2 separate regions of the Homo sapiens genome follow, and region 2 is linked to region 1. Evidence: chromatin loops called from intact Hi-C (ENCODE). Cell type or tissue: mammary epithelial cell. All regions are shown on one strand. Region 1 overlaps PDE4D (phosphodiesterase 4D). Region 2 has its middle 170 kb from the start of PDE4D-AS1.

The links. A loop is a pair of places that touch in the nucleus more often than their neighbours do. Peaks named below come from ENCODE experiments on the same cell type or tissue, not always from the same donor. Only the 100,000 strongest peaks of a DNase experiment are listed, where the experiment ranks them.
Region 2: it touches region 1 in a loop (6-fold over the local background); 35 of 110 quality-filtered maps call a loop at or near these places.

The regions. Positions count from the first base shown.
Region 1 is chr5:59,005,272-59,010,271 of GRCh38, forward strand. All of the region lies in intron 6 of PDE4D (phosphodiesterase 4D), which reads right to left. Among named protein-coding and RNA genes, the nearest start is that of PDE4D-AS1, 32 kb to the right of the region's middle. In mammary epithelial cell, a CTCF peak has its summit at 2,390 (motif pointing left); no DNase peak of the experiment used is centred here.
Region 2 is chr5:58,869,935-58,874,934 of GRCh38, forward strand. No RefSeq gene overlaps it. Among named protein-coding and RNA genes, the nearest start is that of PDE4D-AS1, 170 kb to the right of the region's middle. In mammary epithelial cell, a CTCF peak has its summit at 1,901 (motif pointing right); no DNase peak of the experiment used is centred here.

The DNA of each region.
Region 1 (5,000 bases):
TGGCAACTATTATGTGCCAGGCATTCTAATAGGTGCTGGATGTGAAAGGATTTAACTTATTCAAATAAGTCCCTAATTTGCTGCAATAAGGGAGATTATTTAATCATATTGAGTAAAAAGTACCAAGGAAAGTTTCCATATTTCTAGGGAATAAGAAATCTTTTCAAAAATCTCTGAGCCAAATTAAAATTCATTTCATTTTCCCTAATCTCCATTTCTAGGAGACTAGAATCTCCTTCCTATTGCCACGGTAGCTGCTATCTGCAGAGAGAATCTAGATAATTTAGAAGAGAAATTTGAATAGAGCCAGAGAGATACAATTCTTATAGTCAGACTTGGCTTCACCAAATTTAATGAAGAAACTTTAATAAGTTACAACATTTACTAGGCACCTACTATGCACAAAGAACTTTACATACCTCATTTCTAATCTTGGCAACATTCTGATAAGATAAATATTATCCCTATTTTAACATGAAAAGATGGACCTTCTTACATATTCAATAACTTGCTCCATAGGTGACAGGATTGAAATGCAAACCCAGTCCTTGCTCTTAATGGTGTATGACAGCTCATCATATAATTAGGCTGATGCAAACTCTATGATAAACAGTATGAATCTAGGAGTGGATTTGTTTATCCTCAATCTTTTTGCTAACTTTACAGTGCCTTGAATTAAAGAATCATGGTTACTATCACCATGGTCAGATCTCTGGACAGGGTGAGGAAGCAGGTGCCCACAGGCAGACAGCCCTGCCATATAGTGAGACACGCTTATGTTTGGGAGCGCTATGTGAACAACACACAGCTGCCCTCATATGCAGATGTAATGATGACGACACATTCAGACAAGGAACTGAGGTCCAGAAAAGTTCTGACAACACAACTTGAGGGACAGCGTTACAGCTAGAGCTCAGGTTTCTTATCTGTAATCCACTGCTCTCAAATGCCCAAATGATTTTATATACATATATGCAAGTGTGTTTGTTGAAATAGAAAAAATAGTTTCTTGGCCTGGTGAAGTGCCTCATGCCTGTAATCCCAACATTTTGGGAGGCCAATGCGGGAGGATTGCTTGAGGCCAGGAGGTCGAGACCAGCCTGGGCAACATAGAGAAACCACCGTCTCTACAAAAAATTTAAAAATTAGCCAGGTGTGGTGGCATGTGCTTGTAGTTCCAGATACTACTGAGGTGGGAGGTGGGAGGTGCTGAGGTGGGAGGATGGCTTGAGGCCAGGAGTTTAAGGCTGCAGTGAGCTATGATTGCACCACTGTACTCCAGCCTGGATGACAGAGCAAGACCTTGTCTCAAAAAAGAAAAAAAAAATTCCCATAATGTTCAGTTAGTTCTCTTTTTCAGACTTTTCCTAGAAATACCCCTCAGAATTTCTAGAGGCCACTTCCCTGCTATTCCTTGTTTTCTCAGTCCTTACCAGATACCCAAGCAATTAACAATCTTTTTGAACTATTTCAGTACATTTCAGGATATTTGAAATTCTGCTGATGGAGCTGAACTGCTGATACATTAACACATGCTGTCATTATTGACTTTGTAACAGAGGTCAAGAGAGAAAAGATGCATTTTTGAATAGGGAAAAACAAAACTAAATTATGGGGAAACTAAGGCTCAGAGAGGTCAAGTTGTCTTGCTCAAGGTCACAAAGCCAGTAGTAAGTAACAGGGCCAGGATTTGAACCCAGACTGTCTGGTTTCAGAGTACTCTAAATTGCCAAAAAAAGAAAACTATTTCAGGCATTATTTTATATTTAGCCTAGAGCCTACATAATAGATCCGTTAATATAATCAATTCTAAGCTGTATATTATATTACTGTGTTTGAAATATTTAAGAAATATTGTTTAAAATAAGTGTATTAGCTCTTGGACCTCTCCAACATAAGGAGTTTTCCAGGCAGTAGCACTGTTTGCAGTAGGACTTACATTATTGGAAAATATTTTATCCTATAATCAATCTACATTTATTTTACACCTTTCACCTTAAAATTAAAAGTCGTGGTAGTTATTAATCAAGAAGCAAATCTATATAACGTGGTCTCTCATATATCCAGTACTGTTCAGCTTGAACAAATGCAAATCTAATTTTTAAATGTCCCTTGAAGAATTCTGAGGCAAAGTTAAACTTCAAGTATTAAACAGAATAGCCACAGAAAACTAGTGTTTCTCAGCCTCCCTTTGCTTTCAAATGCCTTAAAAATATTTTAGAGGCAGACAATAATCTAGAATTGATTCATAACCAATATTTTACATAACAGAATGTTACATGTATTTTCATATTATAAAAACTATACTTTCTTTGATTAATGCTAGTATTCTGAAAACATCGTTAGTGCCAGTAAATCCACTAAATCTGTTTGTATTTACTGCCCTCTAGTGATAATGGCTCTACATTTGATTAAGAAAAAACTATTCCTTTCAGTAAATGAAAACATCTCTTGTAAGTTTTATGGAGATTTGAGATTAAGAGGAACTCCAGGCTGCTTTTTTAAAACCAAATAATCATCTGAACAAGCTGAGAATCGTTCTCTAAATGATCTTATTTTAATTTTTTTTTAACAAAAAAGTCTCATTTAAAATAGTAAACACCTGCAACATGTATGGAGAAAGGAAACCATTTTTGCTAAGAGGCTCCTTGAAGCTGAAATAACATGAGACTGATCTGATAGCTGTATTTATATTTCTCTTCTACATGGGCTAACTCTCTTATTAGATGTTAGCATAGTATTCTGTAATTGTTGATACAGTTTGAATTCATATATGGTAGAGACAGAGTTTTGTATAACTATTTAGTCAATTTACCTAAAACCAGCAGCAGCAGCATATCTACTACAGACTTTTGTTTCACTGAAGAATAATCATGACAATAAATGGGTGCAAAAACTTCACATAAATGAAGCCTCCACAAAAATAATCTTGTATGAAAAAGTATTGTCTCCTTATAGAGAAAATTAGGATCTCCAATTCACTTAAATTGGCCTAAATGAATACCATAATCATCATAAAATAGTTACTAATGTCCCCTCTGTACTTCGTGGTATGCTTTGTGGAAACAATTTAAACAAAGAGAATATCTGTCTCCTAAAGTAATAATAACTAGTGTAAATAGGCATGCTTCCAGAAATATATAATCTTTTACACATATCACTTTAATATGTGCATCTTAAAATAATTTTAAGTAATAAAATTTGAGCTATAAAAGAGAAATGATATTCTTTTCAACAAAGAATGCTTGAACAATTGAGCATCCACTCATAAAACAAGAAACTTCAACCTTTATCCTGCACCACACTAACATCTACTTGAAATGAATCATAGAACTAAATGTAAAATCTAAAACTAAAGAACTTCTAGAAGAAAACACAGTAGAAAGTAGTTGTGATCTTGCGTTAGGCAAAGATTTCTTAAACCACAAAAGCATGAAGCATAAAATAAAAAATGGTATACTGGACTTTACCAAATTTCTCTTTGAAAAAAACTGTTAAGAAAACAGAACAACAAGCCACAGACTTGAGAAGGGAATATGTACAAAATGCATATCAAATAAAGGACTTGTATCCAGAAATTATTTTTTAAAAAATCTTTACAACACAATAAGAGGACAATCCAGTGAAAAGATGGTCAAAAGATTTGAACAAACAAACACTTCATAAGAATCAAAAAGATCAATAAGCATGTGAAAAGATCCATGACCATCATTAGACATTAGGGAAACAAAAAGTAAAACCACAGTGAGATGCCACACTACATACTTACTAGAATGTATAAAATACAAAATACAAACAATACAAAATGCTGGCCTGGATGCAGAGCAAATTAAATTCTCATACATTGCTAGTGAGAATGCAAAATGGTATAGAAACTTTGGAAAAAGGTTTGACAGTTTCTTATAAAGTTAAAAAGTAGAGTGACCATATGACCCAGCAATCCTACTTCTAAGTATCTACCCATGAGAAATGAAAACATATGTCTATATAAAGACCTATATGAAAATGTTTATAGCAACTCTCTATAGCAGAAACCCAGAAACAGTTCAGATATCAGTCAACTGGTGAATGGGTAAACAAATTGTGTCCATAAAATGACATACTGGAAAAAAATGAAATACTAAAAAGCAATAAAATGAAACAAATTACCAATAGATGCAATAACACAAAATGTATTATAAGTGAAACTTATAATTCAACTCAAAACTCAAAAGTATTGTAAGTGAAAGAAGCCATTCACAAAAGGCTATATCTTTAATGTATTATTCATTCTGGCAAGGCAAAACCATAGGGACAATCAGCACTGGACGTGGGGTTTGGGGAATGACTATAAAAAGCAAGAGAAAACTTTTTGGGTGGTATAAATATCCTATATTATATAGTACATATATATTATAATTACACATTACCTATATATCTAGATTATGGTGGTGGTTATCCAATTGTACACATTTGTGAAAATGCATTCAACTATACCTCTAGAAAGAGTAACTCTTATGTAAATTATACCTCAAAAATCTAACTTTGAAAAATATTAGCTGATGTTATCAAATTATTTCAATTCCAGATTTGCTTAACTTTACAACTTTGCCCAAAGATAAATGCAAAACAAAAACCTCAGGCATAGTTATGTATGATAAAACACCATTTTTACCCTTTCAAAGAGCTCCACCATTATTTCCCAGAAAACAGGCATACAGTTATCCAAGGTCCACATTAGCTTTAATGATACAACATTCAGTGAATTCCCAGTTGTGAAAAGCCTTTAGGTTGGCAGGGCGCTGTGGCTCATGCCTGTAATCCTAGCACTTTAGGAGGCCGAGGCAGGCAGATTGCCTGAGCTCAGGAGTTTGAGATCAGCCTCGGCAATATGGTGAAACCCTGTCTCTACTAAAAATACAAAAAATTAGCAGGGTGTGGTGGTGCACTCATGTAATCCCAGCTACTCGGGAGGCTGAGGCAGGAGAATTGCTTGAGCCCGGGAGGCAGAAGTTGCAGTG
Region 2 (5,000 bases), 140 kb before region 1:
ATTTTGAAGAAGGAGAATGGCATGGGAAGGAAATACTGTATTTATAATGAAATGTATATGTATATAATTTGAATACACACAGAGAGAGAAATGAGGAGACAGAAAGAGAGGGACAGCAAGACAGAGACAGAGAGAGGCAGGGAGATACAGACAGACAGACAGCAAGACAGAGAGATACAGAGTGAGATACAGAAACGAGAGACAGCAAGACAGAGCCAGAGAAAGCACATGTGATACAAAGAGCAATAGAGAGAGAGCAGTAGATACATACAGCAAAATTGTGGAAGAGAGACAGTTTACAGTTTAAGTAATTTTGTATGTTAGTTTTATTTTTCCACCTCTCATTGTATTATGAGCATCTTCCCAAGTTATCCCCCACATCAATATTTTTAATAAAAAAAGAGAGAGAAACACAGAGAGACATTATTTTTAATGACTAGATTCCAATGATTTTAGTGTAGATATTATATGTTTATAAGCAGTCCCCTTTTATTCACATTTTGGTTGTTTCTAACTTTTTGGTCATCAGTATGGCTGTGACTTCTAGCTCTCTAGCTAGAGCTTTGCTCTCTTTAGGACAAATTTCTGAAAGTGAAATTTCACTGTGTACGAACATTTTAAATCTCTTATTACAACTTACCAAATTGCTTTCCAAAAACACCACACCAATTTACAGATTCATTGGCATGATATAAAATTCTTGTCTTACCACATTCTTGCCAGGACTGTAGAATTTTTTTAATTGTGCCATTTATTTTTCCTGAGTTTCTGAAACATTTTAAAAGAGCTTTTTTACCATCCCCACAACTACCTTACACCATTTTTGTTTCCTGCATTGAAAACATTTTCATTTGAAGGTAACTCCTTTTTTAAGCATGGTAAGGCCTTTTAAACAGCAAGATTAACATTGATTTTCTGTGATTTGACATCAAATAGAAATTAGTAACCAAATCTCAAATAAACCATTCAATTAATCAATTTTTCTTAATACGAGATAAATGTCTAAAATAGGTTTGAATAGAATAACATACAAGAAGTGAAGGCCCAAGGACCAGATTCTCACTTGAAACTAAGTATTTAATGAAATCGAAGGTAACACACATAAACTAGAACCACTGAGGAAAAGGTTTCCAGAGCTAGCTCTATGAGAATGCCAAAAGCCTATAAGCCCCTTTATACTAGGAAAATTGCATTTAAATTTTAAGAGGCAGTCACATAAAAGACAAGAACCAAAATAAAGTGTGTCTAACAAACTTGAGTTTGGGGAATGCACAATATTTTTCAACAAGACTGTGGTCATCAGACCTATCACACATTAGTTACATTGTGCTTTACATTGAGTTATTTTGTTCAGTTCTCACCAAACTCCTAAAATGTAGTCTATCTATCTAGCATCATAAATAGTAATATATGAGAAAAATGAGGCTTAGAGAAAGCAAATAACTTGCCCAAAGTGACAGACACAGGAGGTAGTAGGGATTGATTTTAAAGCTAGGTCTTTCTGATGCCAAATCCCTCTACTCTTACCTGCACATAGTTATCAAAGACTCAATTCATGGTTTTATTAGACTGTTTTCTTTGTTGAAGATACTAGACTGGAGGCGGCATGCCATAGTAAATGAGTGTAGGCTTTGGATTTGGACATCCTTGAATTTGAATCTTGCCCCTGTAGGCTAGATTCTAATGTCCATGATCTTTGGTTTCCTTATAATAGCATCTCACGTTAGAGTCAGGATGAAGTGATAAAATGCCCAGGACAATGTGATACTCAATATGTAGTAGCTAATCCTGAACTTTAAAAAAAAAGTGTTAAAAAATATGTAGTAGGTATTATTATTTGTATATTATTTATATGCCAAGAGGACAAGACTGAAAAGGAAATTTTGTACCCAATTGCCACCACCAGAGGGCAGAGTAAAAATTGTTGTGTCTTTCTCTATGTCAGTGTTAAACTAGAACGTGATGTGAGAGCATAATTTACACACCACTTACCAATCCTTAGATCCTGAGAGAGGGATCTAATTGACTTAAAAAGATAATAAGCAAAAACATACAAAAGAAATACATGAAGAATAATCTAAATATTATATAAATTCAGTTCATATAATTGATGTATGCAATTATGTAAATATTATTGAAGCAGGAAAGTTTAGCAGTGAGGAAAAATATAAAGTCATCATGAGAAGATTTTTACTGTTGAAAAAGTAATCAGCAAGGAAAAGTAATATCCTTATAATTATTCTAAAATATGATGTAGGGATAAAGTGAAGAAATTGGGAGATGGAAAAATTATACTAGTACAGCGCTCTCTCCGTTAAGCAATACAAGTGGAAAAATATTTTCCAGAAATAAAGTGTTAAATCTGAAAATACCACAGAAGTAAGAACTTGCTGGAGGGATGGAGGCAGGCAACACTCTTACAGACTGAAAGAATTGCTTAAATATAGGTACTCCTGAGTTATCAAAGATTGCCCAGGGAATATGCTTGCCAAAGAAAATAAAATCAAACATTTCTGACCTCTCTTCAGTGTCTCACCCAGTGGTAACCACTTAACATTAACATATACATTTCCTCCAGAAAGGCAGAGTCTATGGGGAATCGGATGTGTCCGTGGCCAGCTTAATGTTATAGATCTTTTTCAGAAATATCGAATCTATTGACTGGATTTGATATTGGTTGGAAAGAAACCAATAGCCAATCATTATTAAAAAAGCGTGTTTTACCGATGCTTGACATGTAAATTGGTATTCTGCAAAGTGTGTTTTGCTTCTTAATTACTTAATCTTTCAAACAAAAATCAAGTCCTAGGTAATTTTTCTACCTTATTAGCTAAGAATGACTTTCGATACAACAGACAAACTCTCATACCCACTAAACTCAGGACAGCAATGAGGCTAATGGACTTCTGGGAAGACTGCCATGAAAACAGAGCTTCCATTATGTTGTCTGGCCTCACTCCTCCCATGACTCCTCTCAGGTGTGCAGACACTCTGACACCTCCGACTCCTGTAGGCTTTGCAGGGGGAGCTCCCCAAACTGCTCAATACAAAGCGGAAGTCCACTCAATGACCCTTACTGCTCAAAGGCTCACGTCCCCTAGGGATCTTCTCAGTGGCTACCAAATGCCTATCTGTGAATCCAACAGGTGCATCAGAATCACGTGAGTGTGTCTGTGGGAATGGGGAGGAATAGGGATTACTACAATTACACAACATTCCCAGATCCAACCTCAGACCTACTGAGTAGAATCTCCCACACAGGATGTCAATAATCTACATTTTTAACTGTTAGATAAATCTCATAAACACCAAATTTCAGAATTGCTGAACAAGATGAGATATAACAAATTGGGTATAATAACAAGAATACCAAATTTTGTCCAGGGTATACTGTGTGTACAGTAACTTAACATGCATTTTTCCACTGAACCATCACAGCTGTCCCATAAGAAAACCACAACTTTAAAACCCTACTTGTATCACTTACTTTACATGCATAATCTTTATGTATCCTTTATGAGGTAGGTTCTGTTGGCATCCTTATTGTATAATCTAGACAAGGAACCAAGGCTTTAAAGAATGATATGGTTGTTTAAGATTAGATTTGCAAAGTGAGTCAAGGTTTGAATTCAGACTGTCTAATGCCCCAAAACATGATCTTTCCACCACACAACATTGTCATGCTAACTTCTAAGGGGGACAGAGCCAGGCTTTGCCATTTGGGATGAAGAAATTTAAATCCAGAAGGCCTAAGACAACACCAGGATCCAGCTTATTTTTAAGTATCTGATGTTTCATTACCTTAACATTAACATTTTTTAGAGGCAGATTGAATGTTAGCTAACATTCAGTGAATATTCTAGAGAAAAAAAATTTATTCAAAGTGAGGCAAAGTTTACTAGTGCTTATCAAACTTTTCCACACAAAGTACCCCTAAACAAAATAAAACGACCAGAGGTATACAGGTAATGCAAAATTTACAATCTCCTATTTCGTCTTTAAAATTCTTGTCATTTTGCATTTTGTCCTATATATACATATTTTTTTCCATTAGTTTAGGTTTGTTCTCCAGAAAGGTGTGCCATCTTTCCCCCCTGAAAATTTGCATATGATTACCTCTGCATGAGAAGCATAGATTTGGGTACTATTCTGTCCAGAGCTATTAGTGTTTTAATATCAGACTGAGCCTTACACCGAAAGGATGAATCTCTAACTACAGAGTTGAATATCAATGGTGGGAAGGCAATTTGATGGGCAGATGAAATGTTTACATTTCTGTAAAATCATGCAAAGGAGGCTGACACCCACTTTGCCCAAGGGCAAAGCACAAGTTTCATGGGGCTCCAGTGGCTTCTAATTTGGAGCAAAACTAATTTGGGTAATTATCTAATTTATCTTGATTGACAATTCTGAACTGTTCAGAGTGAAATTTTAATATAGCAAAGCTTAATAATATAATTTGTAAAACCTATTTCAGGCTTTAAGTTTAGGGAGAAATATTCTTGATATTTTGTATATAAGGGACATAGTATCACTGAACATATGGAGGTTGTGAACAAACTAGCTGTATATTAAAAATATGGTGGGATGTACCCTTTACAATTGAGTTTTACTATGCAATATCATTCAGGTTTTCTAGGTGTAGCCATGTCACCAACTTGCTGTGTGACCTTAGGAATGTAATATTACCTCCCCAACTCTAATCTATTCATCAAAAATAAGGATTCTGAATCATATAGCTAGGTCTAACGTTCTATGATTCCACAGCCCAGACTTCGCCTTCACTGAAGCTGTAAGAAGATTGGCATAGTATCAGGGAGAATCTCATTAGAAAACTCTCTTTTGACTTTATGCCAAAAGTGAACTATCTTTCACTGTATCATTTAGAGTATGTTTGACTGCAAATAACAAAATCTAACTCAAAGTGATTTTAAATATAGATGTTTTTAAAATCCAACATAACAAAAATCCCAGAAGTAGGATGGGCTCAGGGCTGGTTG